Regions from separate parts of the Mus musculus genome. Here region 2 is linked to region 1. A link is a loop called in an ENCODE intact Hi-C map of the cell type or tissue named here. Cell type or tissue: left cerebral cortex. All regions are shown on one strand. Links, peaks and the distances in the headings refer to the core of each region. The heading gives the core; the rest is flanking DNA. Region 1 holds the start of Tspan13 (tetraspanin 13). Region 2 overlaps Bzw2 (basic leucine zipper and W2 domains 2).

Region 1 (8,340 bases), core at 245-8,244:
TAATTCAGTGGGGAAGAGCGTGCTCAACAAGAGTAAAGCCCTGACATTAGTTGCTGGTACCAGAACGAAAAAGTAAATTTTCAAAAGGTTGCATATTTTAGCATGTTTATTTCATTTTGTATTATTTCCCATAAATAACAGCATAGTTTTCACTATATTTTTAACATTTATGAAAGTACTTTGACTTAAAACATTTCCAGAGGCTGGGGAGATGGTTTAGTAGTTGAAGGCTATGGCTACTCTTTCAGAGGATCCAGGTTCAACTCCCAGCATCTAACGCGGTGACTCACAACCGTCTGTAACTGCAGTTCCAAGGGACCCCATTCCTCTTCTAGCACTAAGTTCTTACAGTGCACAGACATATTTGTATATAAATCGTCATACACATAAATAAGCATATTAACGTAAAAATATAACATGTTATAAAGCATGGTGGCAGATTTCTGTCATCCTGGTGCTTAGGAAACTGAGTCAGTGATCTCAAATACAAGAAGCATTGGAGCGACTATTTCTGAGATTGCTTGTAAATGAAGCATCAGGGACTTTAGATACAGATGATTCTGAAATTTCAGTTTTCAATGAAAATCTGAATGGCTGGCAACATAGTTAAACATCTGAAACCTTCCCTAACTCTTCCTATGAAATCTGGAGACAGTTTTAAAACGCTACTAATTTGAATTTGAGATATATGATAATTCTGTCTCATAACTGAAAGTAAAACGTATCCTTTTACCCTTGAAATTTTGGAATTCTGTGTAATAAGAACTTATGTATTTGACCGCTAAATAATTGAAAGAAAAACAGAAGCCAAGGCAGGAAGATTCCAAATTTTTTTGTTTTTTGTTGTTGTTGTTTGGCTTTTTGAGACAGGGTTTCTCTGTATAGCCCTGGCTGTCCTGGAACTCACTCTGTAGACCAGGCTGGCCTCGAACTCAGAAATCCGCCTGCCTCTGCTCCCCCCCTCCCCCTGAGTGCTGGGATTAAAGGCGTGCGCCACCACGCCCAACTAGATTCCAATTTTTTGGGCAGCCTGGGCTACATAGTTGAGTTCAAGGTCAGGCTAGGCAAGACCCTGTCTAAAAATAAATAAATGAAGTAGTTAATTTCCCAAACTAATTTTAATTTATATTTGTGTCCTAAAGATATGAAAGAGACTTGGAAACTATCTCTTCAAACCTCCTCAATTCAAACATCCCTTCTTTATTCCTAACTCAGAAAGTTTTTTCTCAGTCCTAAATTTTATGGTGTCTAAGCCTTTACACATCATTTAATATTCCCAACTAGATCCTTCATACTGGGCCAAAAATAGCATATATATATATATATATATATATATATATACTCATTCCCCCATGGATTTCAGTAGCGTAGAAGATAAACAAAAGTTTACTGGTAAAATACAGTCCTCAAGACCATATGCAATAAATGAGAAGCGGCCTCATCAAACATACTCACTTTAGAGTCCAGTTTGGTTTGCTCTTGCATTTCCAGGTTGAGACTCATGTCATCACAAACCAACTAACACTGTTGACTGAAGAAACTCATCATCTTTAAATATAGGAAGCTCTGAAGCAAGTGGCTCTGTTCCTTATGACACACCAATTCTACTTCCCCTTTTCATCTGCGTGTACAGATTGTTTACACACAGTACATTAACCCACGGTTATGTCAGTACTGCGATTCCCTCAGTTAAAAGACGCATGGCAGAAAAGAAAAATCCACCATTAACCGCTCTACAGTCACTGGATTCCCAAGACAAATTCAGGGATGTTCCTCCCATCGTGTTTGAGGGACCTGCTTTCTACTTCTAGACTGGTCACACTGAGAACTGTCTGGCTCACTTGAGGGCACACAGCTTGGCTGAGAGTGCCCCCGAGTTCTCAGAAAATGCTTCAAAGCAACAGCGGTGAAGTCTGACACAGGCATGCATGGGCCTTCCCGCCAGCTACCCTGGTTCTAACACTTGCAGAAATGACCTCATCTTTATCACTGCAGCACTGAGCAGAACACAAGCACTTACCAGGGCCAGAGTAGAACCTACAGAGGATCTTTTTATTCCCGTCCTAAAAAAAAAATACCTCCTAATCGCCAAATTCAACCCTGGTAGAAATCACACTTTTTTTTTTTTCATCTTCAAATGTTGAGGGAGAGACAGGGAAGAAGACACAGGTGTTTATGTTTAGCTAGATGTTAAAAATCAAGTCTACCCTTTCCTTCTGTTCACCTCGCTGTCATAGTCACTTTGCCTATTTGCAATGCTTAGGAGGAAATGTTTAGACAATAACTTCTTTTCCCTTTGTCTAAAACAGTCTAGGACTTTGAATGGCTAGCCATATTTATATTCCCATGAATTTCCAATTAATTTTCACTGCATACCTGATAAAAAATCAATAACACACACTTTGGAAGTCAATAATTTAGGGCAGATATTAAATAATCTTAACATATGCCTTTAGGGTCAACTTTTCTTTCTCCTGGCTTTCACGACACGCTGTAAATACTGCTGGAAATAATATACCTTAAAAGCAGTATTACTTGATTTGAAAAAAGAAAAAAGGTTCTTTTTTTTTTAAATGTATATATTGCACATTGATGTCTACAGATAGCCGAAGAGGCACAGAAGCAGCCACTGTACCCTGCACTGTGTGTAAGCAGACACTGTAAGATGGAGAATCAGGTAAACAGATGACTGAATCACTGAGGGGGGGAGGGGGACTCAGGCACAAAATAGAATGTGACGTTCTAAGCAGACCATTCATGTTAATAAGAGAAATTGTTCAAGAACGGATAGGAATTTACAATATAGCAATGTGGTAAGCATGCCTCACACCGCACAGGTGAACTTAATATGAAACTTGACATGGATTTCCAGTGACAGGAGCTGTTTCGCCACCATGTATTCTAGAATTTTTCTGCCAAGTGTACCATTTGTGAGCATGTTGACTGGATTCCCAGGAACTAGCCAGAAAAATATATACACCATCGGTGCCTATGTCAAAGCTTTGCCATCATTTTCAGACACACACCAGAAAAAAAAAAAAAAGGTAAAATGACCCGTGACCTGGTGTCTCTGCTTGTCAACCACAAGCGGCCTCTCTTGTCCATAGATGTAACCTAAGCTGGCCCAGATGGCCTGGCTCTGCTAATGCAGGGAAACTGGGTTTGTTTTCAGGGTGGGTGCTGCAAGCACCAGATGTATTTATAGAAGAGAACAAGTCTCCGATGGAATGAGATGACCGAAAGGAAGTTTCTTCCACGCAGGAGAGGCAGCTTGTGGAAAGGTCTAGATTCCACAGCTTGGTTCCAGTCCAGACTCTCCAACTACCAGTTATGAAAACTTAGTAAAGCCTTTTTTGGTCTTTACCGTTATAAAATTTAGACAACTGCGCTTGCCACAGATAGATAACAAATTGACAAATGAAAAGGCTGGGGTGGTGAAGGTTTTCAATAAACATCACCTCAACTTCCTGCTGTCCAGCCACAATTATGCCTCAAAAAAAAAAAAAATCAAACTGAGTTTTCCATGTTAAAGCTGGAAGGCATATGCTGATACGTAGGGAGGAAAAAATAAATAAAAAAATAAAAACGACTTGGGTGGAGGACTATATACTGAAGGACTTCGCCAAAAATGGAGCTAGAATATTGATAAAGGGGAAGGAAGATGGCATGGGAAAAGCATCAGGCGAATACCTCACGGGCAGAAACATCAACAAAGAGACTTTATGTAAGCACGAAACAAACTTCGGAAGCCACGGATATCCTGTGAACCTGCTCTATGGCCTCCATTCAAAAGGCAGCTTTTAGAGCTGTGCCAGAAGCGCGCCATCCACAGGCCGCCTGGTCCATCCCAGGCCCCACTATCCCGCAAACCTGTCCCCTAAGCCCGGGCTGCTCTCCAGCCTCCGAACCTCCAGATGGGATGGCCAGCCGAAAGCGTGCGGCTAGAGGGATTGAGATGGAAACCTGGGGATGGATGAAAGAATGGGGAGAGTGGGAAGGAACGCGAAAGTGAAGGGCTGCAGAGAGCAGGGCGAGGGGCGAGCGCCACAATGAAGGACGGGCGGAGACTGCGACAAGCAGGCTCGGGGTCCCGGGCGGGGGCTGCAGGCGAAACTGGGGCGTGGGAAGCCCGCAAGGGGCGCGGGATGGGGCGCAGGCGAATACTCAGGCGGGGAGGAGGCCGACGGCCCCCGCAGGTGCCACCGGGCGCGGGCTACTCACGGTATACAGCAGGTTGAGCGCGCACAGGCAGTTCTTGGAGCACGAGAAGCCCCCGCACACCATCGTGGCGCGTGGGCTAGCGGGTGCCTGCGGGTCGAGGCGTCTTCCGCCGGGCTGGGCGAGTAGCTTCTGGATCCTGGCCTCCTGAGCCTGTGGCCCGGGCTAGGCTCGGGGCTCGGGTTCGGGGTTCAGGATCAGGGCTGCAGTGCCGCGCCCGCAGCGGCTCCCACCCGCTCTGCAACCTGCGGCCGCAGCGGATCCGCCGATCGCGCGCCCCGCCCCGCCGCCTCGTCTCGCCCTGCACTCTGATTGGCCACTGCTAGGGAACAAAGGTAGAGATATGCAAATCAATGCGCTCTGGGGTCCGGGAGAGGCGGGGCAGCTCAGCGGAGGAGAAGGAGGAGGAGGAGGAGGGGGCCCCGAGACTGTCTGGAGGGAGCCGGCCTCTGGCTCACGAGACTGTGGCCTCTGTATAATTTCCCCCCTCCCAGGTGAACAGCAGAGGGCGGGGCTCCACGCTGGCAGGAGAAATGACAGCACCTCTCTCCATTCTTGCCCTGTGGGTGACGTGGCACCATTTTGAATGAGATGATAAAACAAATCGAAGCACCTGGCCTCGTTTGAATGAAAGAAAGACGACAAGAATGAAAGATTTACAGAGAACAGGGAAGGGGGCAATGAAAGGAAAAACATCAGTGAAAGACTAAAAAGAGCAAATAAAAACTAATTTCTCTCGACATAGGTAAGAAAGGTAACCTGTAATTGTGACAGATTTCAGATCAAGAGGACTTAATCTACAGGGATTTTTGAAATACTAATAAACCTTATGAATACATATGTGCAAAATAAATCAGGAGTCTTTATTCTTGTAGTGGGATCCTGGGTTTTAGGGGCCTATTTTTGCATAAATACAAGCTAGGAAGCCTTTCGATAACAGATTCAATTAATTTATCATCACTTTTGTTTGCTGCATCTTCATCCTGATTCCTAACCTCTAACTAGATTATTAGAAGTATATCATGCACTATTTGACAGACCCCCTTGCATAGAATAAAGTGTCCTATCAGATGCACCAGTGCGCCTGATGGTTTTAAGGCACTCACTACTGGGTTCCAACTGTTAAGCGGCAGTAAAGGCTTGGTATTTTCTATTTGGTATTTTCTATCAAAAGAAATTCTACCAATAGGTTTTATAAAGAGATTTTTAAGGGCCTTAAGAGTTGGCTCAGCTGTTATGGCACTTATTGCTTTTACAGAGGACCCCAACACCCAAATGGCACTCACAACACCTGTCTCTCCAGTCCTGGGGATCCAGTGCCCTCCTCTGACCTTAGTGGGCATCAAGCATGCACATGGTACACACATGCAGGCAAAACACTCGTAAAATAGTAAAATAGATCTTTTAAAAAGCGATTTTCAAATTTACTGTACATTTTGAGCCTAAAACTTCTCACGGTTAGGTGAATGTATGTCAAAAAACAAAAACAAAACAAAACAAAAAAAAAACCCAAAAAAAACAAACATAAAAATCATTGACTTAAACAAGTTAATTAAATACCTTCTCTTCAAATACTCCAGCCTATTTGTACTTCCTTTAGAACTCACCATGCAAATAAACACTCATGGATTTTACGTCTCTTGCAATCCTTATCAATCTTGTATGTATTCCCAGAAACATTTTTAAAAATTAGTATGGGAAATAACTCTGCACTCCAAACTATACTGCTCTACTTTTCTTTTTAAAATCCAGAATTTTAATACTTACATGGTGGTGCACGTCTTAAATTTCAGTACTCTGGAGGCAGAGGCAAGCAGATCTCTGTGAGTTTCAGGTCAGTCAACACTGCATAGGGAGACTCTGTTTTAAACTATATAAATAAAACTAAACTAAGCAGTTTACAAAGAAGTGTCAACAAGAAAATCTGAGACTCCAACACCAATATCCTATCCAAATAAAGCGTAAGCAGTTTTCAGGGTGGAAGTAACTACTTCAGTCTCAAGCTTTTCTTTTCTACATACTTCGTGTATTTTAAACATTCTGAAAGATTTGGGTGGGCAAGAGAATTGTATTTGGAAGTCAAGCTTGATAGCATATAGCTATAATCTCAACCCTGGGAAAGCAGAGGCAGGAGAATTATGAGTTGAAGACTAGCCTAGATGGAATAACAGAATCTATCTAAGAAAGAAAGAAAGAAAGAAAGAAAGAAAGAAAGAAAGAAAGAAAGAGAAAGAAAGAGAAAGAAAGAAAGAAAGAAAGAAAGAAAGAAAGAAAGAAAGAGAAAGAAAGAAAGAAAGAAAGAGAAAGAAAGAAAGAAAGAAAGAAAGAAAGAAAGAAAGAAAGAAAGAAAGGAAGAAAGGAAGAAAGGAAGACAGGATCGGACTCCCAGAACTCACAATTCCAGGGGATCCCACCACTCTGGCTTCAGTGCACACCTGCACTCAAGTGCACATATATTCACATCACCAAAAATAGCATGAATCAAAAGAAAATCTTTTGAAGTATCAAAAGGAAAGACATCCAGTGCTGAGGAGGTAGAGACAGGCAGATAGCTTCCTGGGGCTCACTAGCTGCCCAGTCTGGCCTATGCAGCAAGCTCTTAGGCCACCATGACTGTGTTGTAAAGTAGGGGGGAAGTGCCTGACGAATCATAGATACCTCAGGTTGTCTCCTTGCCTCCTCATGCACGCACACCTGTGCTTGAACACCTGCATGCATGCATGCTTTATCACACAGTCATGAATGCATACTCACATGTCCATGTGCACAGGCAAAATAAAAGCATGGCTTCAATCATTGTCCACTGCTTTAAACTGGTGTCTATTACATGGGCTGAGTTGTTAACTGACATAGGAAGGCAGGCTTCATAAAAAGTGTTTTGGTATGAAATACATGATTCTTTCATGAAGAAATAAATGAACTGGATCTTTATGCTACCCTCGGTAGACTAGTAAGGAAGTGATGTGCTGATTGCCTCCTACCCAGTCGATGGAGGAGACTGTTCAATCCACTTCTACACCCCAACCCTGTTCTTTTGTCCCTTTCCTGCTCCCTTTCATTCCTCGCTATCTTCCCTTGCTCCACTCGCTCTTTGTTCTTTCTCTCTCTGTAGCATTTGTTGTTATTGTTATTTTTTTTCTGAGACAAAGATATCTACTTATATAGCCCAAGCTAACATCAAATTGCATCCTCCTGCCTCAGCTTCCAGGTGTTGCAAAATACAGACATGGGCCACAACCATCAGCTGCTTGGGATGTCATTCTGAGCCGCAGCAAAGACAAATTCTTGTGAGTCTTTCCAGATCTTCCAAGAGTTTGCCTGCCAAGGCTGGGTTAAAGGTGAAAGAGGTTAATCGGAGAGGAAAACCTCAGAGTGGGACTCAGGAAGAAATAGGAGTCTGGGAATGCTAGACCAGCAGCCAGCACGCAAGTGTACCTGTGCAAGGGTGGGGAGAGGAACAAAGAGGGAAGGGGCAGAAAGGTCACAACGAGAGAAAGAAAGTCTGAGTGTAACACAGTTCTAAGATCTGCCAAGGCAGCTATGAGTTGAATACAGTTTAGTGTCTCCCCAAGACGCCCTGGACTGAAAATTATTTCCCATTGTGAGTTACTTAAGAAGATGGGAACATAATCTGACTTCACCTTTGGGAGGTGATTCAGGTTAGATAATATCGATGGGATTTTAAAAAACCCCATTATTGTACCTTGATAGCATTATAAAAAGAGTAAAAAACTTTGGTTACAGGGAATAAAAAAACTCAAGATCAACTGACCAGAGAACTTCCTCTCCTCTAGAGAGCTTTGATAGAGTCAGAAAGTGCTACACAGATTGCTGGGGGGAAAAAAAGCCACAAACCATCTTATCCAGCTGTGATCCCTGTGAGCTATGTAACCAACCTGCCAGACAAGGTGGACAGTGTACCCACTGATAGAATAGTGACAAGACTGTTGTGGAAGAAAACAACTGTTTTCTGTTGGGTTGTGGCCCTGCTTTCTATAGGAGAGAATATAGGACTAGTGTTATTTATCTGATCACAAGTAAGGCTGTGGAGCTCCTGGGCCCGAGAAGGGGGAGAGGCACTGCAACTGTCGTTTCCTTAAGTGGGCATGATGTCACATTGAC
Region 2 (8,340 bases), core at 39-8,038, 49 kb after region 1:
TGTTCATGCCAAGAGTAGCCCACATCAAGTGAACTCAGGATTTTTTTTCTTTAACTTTTGCTTGAACTGTATGAAGTTATTTTCAGGATTAAAACCAAACAAACAAATGAAAAACAAAAAAGAATCTGGAGCTGATGAGATGGCTTAGCAATTAAGAGCACTGGTTGCTCTTACAGAGGATCCGGGTTCAATTCCTAGCATCCACGTGGCAGCTTAGAACAGCCTGTAACTCCTGTTCCAGAGGATCCGATGCCTTTACAAACATGAATGCAGGCAAAACACCAATGCACATTAAGTAAAGGATTAAATAAATTGTAAAAAAGAAAAAACAAACAAAGCAGCAATAGATGTGAGATGATACAGATGGGAGATGAAGTACCATCTTGGCCATTGCTCATCAACTCGAAGACCTCAGAAAACTGCCCGTTTTCTGTTTTTTTACTGCTTTTGAAAGGGAGAGTCAAATGTACTGCACTTTAGTGGCCCTCAAAGTTTTACTCATATTACCCTAACATGAAAGGAAAACTTTTTAAAATACTGACACAAAATTAAATGTGAAACATCTTATATGCAATGTATCAAAGTCAACATAAATTATTATGTGGTAAATTGAGTATAATATGTAATATTTTATCTTTGCTATATCCAAAATGTTTTTAAAATCCGTGTATTGGAGAAACAATTTTAATTTACTGTTTATGAAGCATGCCTGCTACGAATCCTAACTAGCAGTTAACACTTGTCAAATATGTTGACCAAATTTATTATTATTATTATTATTATTGCCCTTTCTTCTCATGTAGCCCAGGCTGGCCTCAAATTCACAATTCTTCTGCCTACAGCTTTTGAATGCTGAGAGTAGCATGTGCCACTATGTTGTTTTGAAATGAAAACATTTTCTATTAAAACAAACACATTAATACAGGCTCTATGATGCGATGATCATTTAAGTTCTCTTTTTCACGTAGGTGGGAAGGAAGCTAGGTAATAGACTTATGCAAACTGATGCTCTGGAAAAAAACACTTTCTTCCTGGCTATTTCCCCCCCCCCCCCCCCCAAAGGACAATCTAAAAATATCAGATTCTAGGGCAAGATGGCTCAGTGGGTACACCTGCCACCAAGCCTGTGGCCTAATTCAATCCCTGGGACCCACATTGGTGAAAGGAGAGGCCTGACTGCTGTTTTCCTCTGACCTCTATCTGAGCAGCACAGGCATGTATCCACAGGCACACACTAAGTAAATGTAGTTAAAAAAGAATATCACAGCAGCTGAGATGACTTATCAGTTAAAAGCATTGGTTCCTCTTGCAGCAGACTGACTGGGCTTCAACTACAAGCACCTACAAATGGCTCAAAGCTGTCTATGATTCCAGTTGCAGGACATCTAACACCTGTGCCCTCCATGGGTACTGCCTACATGTGATAACATGCAGGTGAAACTCCCATACACACACACAACTCTCCCCCTCCCTCTCGGAATATCACATTGAGAATAGTATCATCTCCAAGGCTGTTATTAATGGTGGTGACAAATCACCTGAGTAGGGAGCCCCATTTGAAGACTGGTCTTGATTGATATGAGAAGCCCTGTCCGGATTGTGGGTGGCACCTTCTGGTAGGAGCTCAGACTCGAAAAGGCTGCTGAGTGGATTTGTGCCAACCCCGCTGCCGATTCCTTTGTTGACAGAGCTGGCATTTCTCCAGGGAATTCTGGATCCACCTTGTAGACTAAATGACTACTTGCTGTCACCCCTCAGTGACAGACAGCTGCTCTGGAACGACTCCAGTTGTTGACGACCCAGCCTCACAGGTGAATACTGGCTTCTTGACATCTCAAGTGTGATTTGGCCCTGGCTACCATTTGGAAACCCACTTAATAAATTATGAGATCTATAGCATACATATATATTTTCATCCCCTTGGATCTAGGTTCTTCTAGGTGATGTGATTGAAGCATCAGTGAACAAACTGACTTTATTCAACAGTTATACAACTTTTCTTATCCTGGCGTCGGGGAGGATTAGCCACACATTCTCATTTCATTTGGTTTCAATTGTCTGTGGAATACATTAGCCGGCTCCAACCTTCCCATGGCCTCGACAGCAAGAGAACTCCTGGTTTTCAAGAGTAAAGACTGCAGACTTTCCCAAATGGTCAGAAGCATTTCAATGCTACCACTGAGAACAGGACTCTGGAGGGAGGGGGCGTAGAATGAAAATCACCTCAATATATACAAATAGAAATAGATCCTTTAGCATGTACACGTCTCTAAGCTCCCAGGAGCTTATGCAAGGAAAACAGAGGCAGAACAGAACTGTAAGTTTACTTCTTTAACAGCTGTTAGTAACTTCGAGGCGTTCCCGGCAGTAAACACACATATTGAGGTTATTTCTATTTTATCATGAAGATAAAAGAATGGAGTAAAGTTGTTTTTCCCTCAACTAAATTTGTTGAATGAAGTAGAGTCTTACACTTAACTCGAAGCTAGCCTGAAGCTCATTATGTAGCCCAAACCAGCCTCAATGTTGCTGCAATCCTCCCACCTGAGCCCTTGTAATACTGGGATTATAGGTTTGAGTGACCATGCTCAGCCACAGTAGTTTTTAATAGATAAGAAATGCAGACTTCCGGTTCCGCCGCCGAGAGCCAGTGCGGCTCTGAAGGGCTGCGCAACTCGGTGCCGCTGCTCGCCGGGCACGGTTTTGGGTGCCGGCTCACCTCTCCTGATTCGTGGTGCTCAGAAAGGTGGCAGTAATGCTAACGCTGGCAAGCAAGTTGAAGTGGGATGAAGATCTCAAAGGATCCCAGACATCAGTGTCCACATCTGACTCTACTCGGAGGTTTTCCATGAGAGATAAGTTGCTTGTTACAGAGGTTGCAGAACTTGAAGCTAATTTACCTTGGACCTGTAAAGTACATTTTCCTGATCCAAACAAGCTTCATTGCTTTCAGCTGACTGTAAGCCCAGATGAGGGTTACTACCAGGGTGGAAATTTTCAGTTTGAAATTGAAGTTCCTGATGCCTACAACATGGTGCCTCCCAAGGTGAAATGCTTGACTAAAATCTGGCACCCCAACATCACAGAAACGGGGGAAATATGTCTAAGTTTACTAAGAGAACATTCCGCTGATGGCACTGGCTGGGCTCCCACTCGAACATTAAAGGATGTCGTTTGGGGGTTAAACTCTTTATTTACCGATCTTTTGAATTTTTATGATCCACTGAATATTGAAGCTGCAGAACATCATTTGCAGGACAAGGAGGATTTTCGGGACAAAGTGGATGAATACATCAGACGCTATGCCAGATGATAAGAGGAGAGCTCGCAGGTCTGAGGACTTTGTCACAGTTGTCTCTGATGTGAAACAGCTCGAGGTAGCCCTCCTCCCCATCCTCATACTTCCCGTCAGCCCCTTGGGATTGTCCTAGTCCTGCGACCGTGCTGTCCTGAAGAAGATCCTCCTGACTGCCCACTGTAGGTGGCGAACATTATACAGCAAGAACGTGTGTCTGGGTCTCGAGAGAGGTGTCTGCTTCCCTTAACGTGTTTACTGAAACTCCTATCTAGGCTGTCTGGTGGAATCCCTCCGAAGTTGTAACGAACTCACCCCTGAGGAGATAGCGCTTGCTTCCTTTCCCCCAACAATCGGTGTCCTGCACAGGTGATGTAATGACTTGTTCCATGTGACTGGCGGATTGGCAATAAGAAACCCGCTATAAACAGTGATGGGATGCACACTCTCTTAGCTTCTTCCAGGAACGCTGACCGAACCTAAATGTGACACTTCCCAGAATGCAGTCACTTACTGTAGTAGATCTTACTGAAATGCGTATTTTATTTAATGTGAGTATATTTTGGGACAGATTTGAAATTTGTACCAAAAAAATGTAACCGTTTAATGTTTGGATAGGGAAAAAAATGATGACACCTTTATAAGAAGTAATGTTAAACAAACCAACCAACCTCTGGGGGCCCATGAGATGGCTTAGCAGGTAAAAGTACTGGAGAAGAGAATGGGAACCCTCTGACCGCCATGCCCAGGCCTGTTCTCCCAGACCCCACAACACACTATGCTAATAAATAAAACACGCTCTGACCATATACACAAGGATTTTTAAAAAGCCGTTTATTTTAAAAAAACTGGTTTGTCAAATCACATACACGAGCAGAAGAAACACAACTATTGAAGTGGCCCTGTAACATAGACACCAGTGGGGCGTTCACACAGTACCTGAAAATACAGCTAAAAAAAGGGGTGTACTGAGTTTTGAGCTTCAGGTTCCTACCTGACCCCCTTGTTGAATGGCTTTAGTTAGCGTACAGTGAGAGGTAGAGTCCCAAGTGTAGTAGCCGACGCCTCAGGGCTCCATTGAAACAAAACAGAAATGAAAAAAATGCCTTCCCCGGGGAGCGGGGGAGGCCTCGCCTATCATTTATTTCCTTGGTGCAAACAGAAGCCAAGTTTCCCTCCCCAAACGCTTCAGCATTCCCAACCGAAAAGTGTGGCGTTTTAATTTTTTTTTTCTTTTTTAGGCAGTGTGCTGGAGACATTTAGCTTTCTTCGCCTTCTGATTCAGATTCTAAGAGAAAAGAAAGACAAATGAGGCATTGTCAGATTATGGGTGGACTTCTAATGAGCAGCCCAATGCTATGGGATATGTTATGGGTAACAGCCCAATGCTATGGGATATGTTATGGGTAACAGCCCAATGCTATGGGATACTTTTATCATGTATTAGTTAGGCAAAACAGTTACACATGAGAACAGATCGAAAACCCTCCCTACCTTTTGCTTCCCAGTGAACTCCAGCTTTCTAACAATGCAGTAAGGCCTTGTACATCATTAAACAGTATATATGGCCTTTGATCAGCTGGGTCATCAAAGACCTGCCTTTCATTCTGTGCTTCGATCTCCAGCAAGACGCACCTGGCAAAGGTGCTGAAACCCCCTCCAACCCCAGCCTGTGTGGCCAAGTGGATGATCCGAGTTTGTTTTTAGTTTTCTTTTGAAAATGTTATTACCTTGCTTTCAGAAATGAACACTGAGATGTGGGCAGACTATGAAGCATATGAAGACACAGTGAGAATTTTAAGAACAGAGAGAGGGAGGGAGGGAGGAAGGGGGGGAGGGAGGGAGGAAGGGGGGAGGGAGGGAGGAAGGGGGGGATTGAGAGAAAACCTAGAATAAAGCAATAAGCATTTGACTAGTGACCATGAGGGCTGTTACATGAAGTTACCTTCTTCTGCATTTTGTAACCACTCCACAAATTTCTTCATCTGGTCAAGAAAGACGCTCTTGCCTTTGGCGGCGTGTGCTTCTTTATACCACTTCAGTATCGCCTCTTCGCTCAGAACGTCGGCTGCAGTCAGAAAGCAAGGTTGCCAAGTTACCATACGGAATGTCATGTTTAAAAAAAAAAAAACAAAACCAAAAAAACCCCCCAAAACTCTGGGTGTGGAGGCGGTTCTGGAGAGGTATCTGCATTTTCTGTAGAATCATGAGGCCAAGAATTCAGATCTTAGCATGGATCTGTGTCCAGAATAAGCCTGTCACCCCAGCTCCCAGGCTATGTGTGTGGGAGACTGGATTGCTGTGGCATGCTGAATCTAGCCGAGCCATTGAGAAACTCGAGCCTCTGGCTCAGGGTAAGATGAGGTAGACGACACCTCACTTCCTCTCTGGCCTCCATTAGAGCATCTTTCTTAGACACCCCTCCTCCCCCAAAGCTCATTTCTAAGCAGCTTAGACATGTATCCTTACAATCAGCTTAGTAAACGCTTTGGTGATGATGTCACCTCATCAGTTAAGATACAGTGCCAGCAACACAGGTCAGTACTAAGACAAGGAAATCTTTATTTGGGGGGGGGGGGGGGCAAATGAATCAACAATTCCAACAGTTTAGAAAACCATGACCTAATAAATTCTACTGAAACCAAATTATAGTGCTAGCTTAGCTATGGGTGCATCCATGTAATTTCCAGGAGTTAGTGGAGGCGGAAGAATCAGCGATTCAAAGTCATGCCAAGCGTTCACTGAATGCTAACGGTAGCCCACACAGGACCTGCTAGCCCACACAGGACCTGCTCTCATGAAACAGGGAAGGGACAACTAAATGGCTATAATTTCTTTTAAGGAGATTTTCTTTTTGTTGAGGAGAAATGGAGGGGGAATAGACAAGATGGAGGGAGGGAGCAGGGATGAGGCCAGCACATAGATAAAGACCTTCAGGGGTGGGATCGCTAGACAACCCAACCTTCTACTGCTTTTGTTAAAACGGAGTACACTGTAGCTGACTCAGACACACCAGAAGAGGGCATTGGATCCCATTACAGATGGTTGTGAGCCACCATCTGGTTGCTGGGAACTGACCTCAGGACCTCTAGAAGAGCAGTCAGTCCTCTTAACCATTGTGCCATCTCTCCAGCCCCCACCCTTCCACCCTTAGCCGTCACTAAATTATCACCATGCTATAGTGTGATAATCTACCTCAGGGCTTCTCACCCTCCCTAATGCTGCCACCCTATAACACAGTTCCTCCTGTTGTGGTGACCTCTAACCATAAAATCTATTTTCATTGCTAGTTCATAACTGTAGTTTTGCTACTGTTATGAATCGTAATGTAAATATCTGACATGCAGGATATCTGATATGCAACCTCTGCGAAAGGGTCGTTCAAATACTTTCTCTATATCACAGTTAGAGAAAGACACAGCAAAAAAAAGTGTTAGGTATCTATCATCTAAAATTGTAAATGGAACCCCATTAATTTATCATTAATTACTATGAATTGAGGATACTTAAGGAAAGGAGACTATGAAAATGACAGTCTACATACTCTGCTGGGGTCCTACAGGGCTGCCTTTTGGGATTTTGTCCCCTGGAAGAGTCCAATCCATCACATGTACTGATAAACGTAATATTGACACACCCTTCTAATGACATGTTTGCAATTATAATTTTGACTGATAGATATCACAGAAATTACGGAGTACAGACAGCATTCATTTAAAACATCAGTACCATTTTCATAACAAAAATATTTAGTTTTACTTTACTTTAAAACCAACAACTGCAAAAACTAGCTTTTAGAAAGGGCTCTTGGATTAAATTGAAGAAACAGGAAGGGAGACATTGGAGAGGTGGCCCAGTGGTTAAAAGCCTTGACTGATCTTCAGAGGACCCAGGTTCAATTCTCAGTACTCATGTGGCAGTTAACAATCATCTCTTATGTCAGTCCCTGAGGACAGGATGACCTCTTCTGGCTTCCACAGGAACCAGGCACCCACATGGTGCACAGGCATACAGACAGAACACCCGTTCATACAAAGTAAATAAATGCATGTGGCTGGTTTAGAAAGCAGACATTGTTCCACTTAAAACAATCATTTAATGTACTATACTTTGCAAATTAAAGCTGTTTAGAGTTATTAATTTATACACACAGGATACCTTGGTATATAAGAGTCATGACCCCCCCAGAAGTATTCTAATCCTCCAGCCTTTTTGTTGCTTCTGTCTTCAGTTTCTCATAACCTGGACTACCAGGCCCAGCCCATTATTCAAAGAGGGGAAAAGCCCTTGATTATGCCTTAGGAAGTAACTTGTTGCTATTCAACACAGCTTTGCAGCAACTTTTCAAGAACACTAATTAGGGTTTGAAGAACCTCACAATAGTCCATTGTCTTTAAGACACGACTAATTTAGATTTCCGTCTTCTCCAAATCCTTTTGATCATGAAACCCTCCAAGAATAGAAGAATTTTCAGCTTTTGTGCTCAGTCATATGCAGTGTGTAGCCCCTCCCTCTCTGTCCTGAACTACTAGTGTTATAAAAAAAATACATCATAAGACACAACACATATGGGAAATTGACAAATATATAAATGGAAACGGCACATGAATGAATGCAGATTATACAGAACGAGCCAGACAGCCGACTTTCCCTGCTGCTCAGGGATAGTGCTTGCAGGCCTTCTGGAGGCACAGCACCTGCTTCTGTTTTATCAGCCCAGAGAGGACAAAAGGAGCCATGCACGTACTACAGTGTGTCAGTGACAGGGATGGAAATGATACCCAAAGACTGACAAAACCGTATCAAATATATTGTCTGCTAAAATCACCTAACAGTACAATGGAGAGGTCTGAGAAGCTAAGAACCCCAATCATTAGTGAATATTTTTTTGAAAGACCAAATTTCTAGCACTAGGGAATTAATAACAAAAAGAACTAAAGCCACTAAGTACCTGAGACAGTTAGGCGCACTGGGTAGCTTAAGAGGGCTAGAGAAATAGCTATGCTAAGTGAGTACTATCTTTCTGTTTTTCCTCTGAGATCCTT

Evidence for each region. Peaks named below come from ENCODE experiments on the same cell type or tissue, not always from the same donor. Only the 100,000 strongest peaks of a DNase experiment are listed, where the experiment ranks them.
Region 2: a loop joins it to region 1, with 6 times the contacts of the local background. A loop is called at or near these places in 6 of 42 quality-filtered maps.

Annotation. Positions count from the first base shown.
Region 1 is chr12:36,038,030-36,046,369 of GRCm38, forward strand. Tspan13 (tetraspanin 13) reads right to left here and starts at 4,449. Exons shown (of 6, transcript NM_025359.3): 1 at 4,222-4,449. The coding sequence starts at 4,284. In left cerebral cortex, for the core only: CTCF peaks have their summits at 3,823 and 4,471; DNase peaks (open chromatin) are centred at 1,791, 2,816, 3,218, 3,860 and 1 more place; H3K4me3 peaks cover 3,650 bases; H3K27ac peaks cover 3,745 bases.
Region 2 is chr12:36,087,727-36,096,066 of GRCm38, forward strand. It overlaps Bzw2 (basic leucine zipper and W2 domains 2), which reads right to left. Exons shown (of 12, transcript NM_025840.3): 11 at 5,241-5,363; 12 at 4,109-4,583. The coding sequence ends at 4,555. It also overlaps the pseudogene Gm5434. Among named protein-coding and RNA genes, the nearest start is that of Tspan13, 49 kb to the left of the region's middle. In left cerebral cortex, for the core only: no CTCF peak of the experiment used is centred there; DNase peaks (open chromatin) are centred at 2,239, 3,540, 4,453, 4,983 and 2 more places; H3K27ac peaks cover 1,733 bases.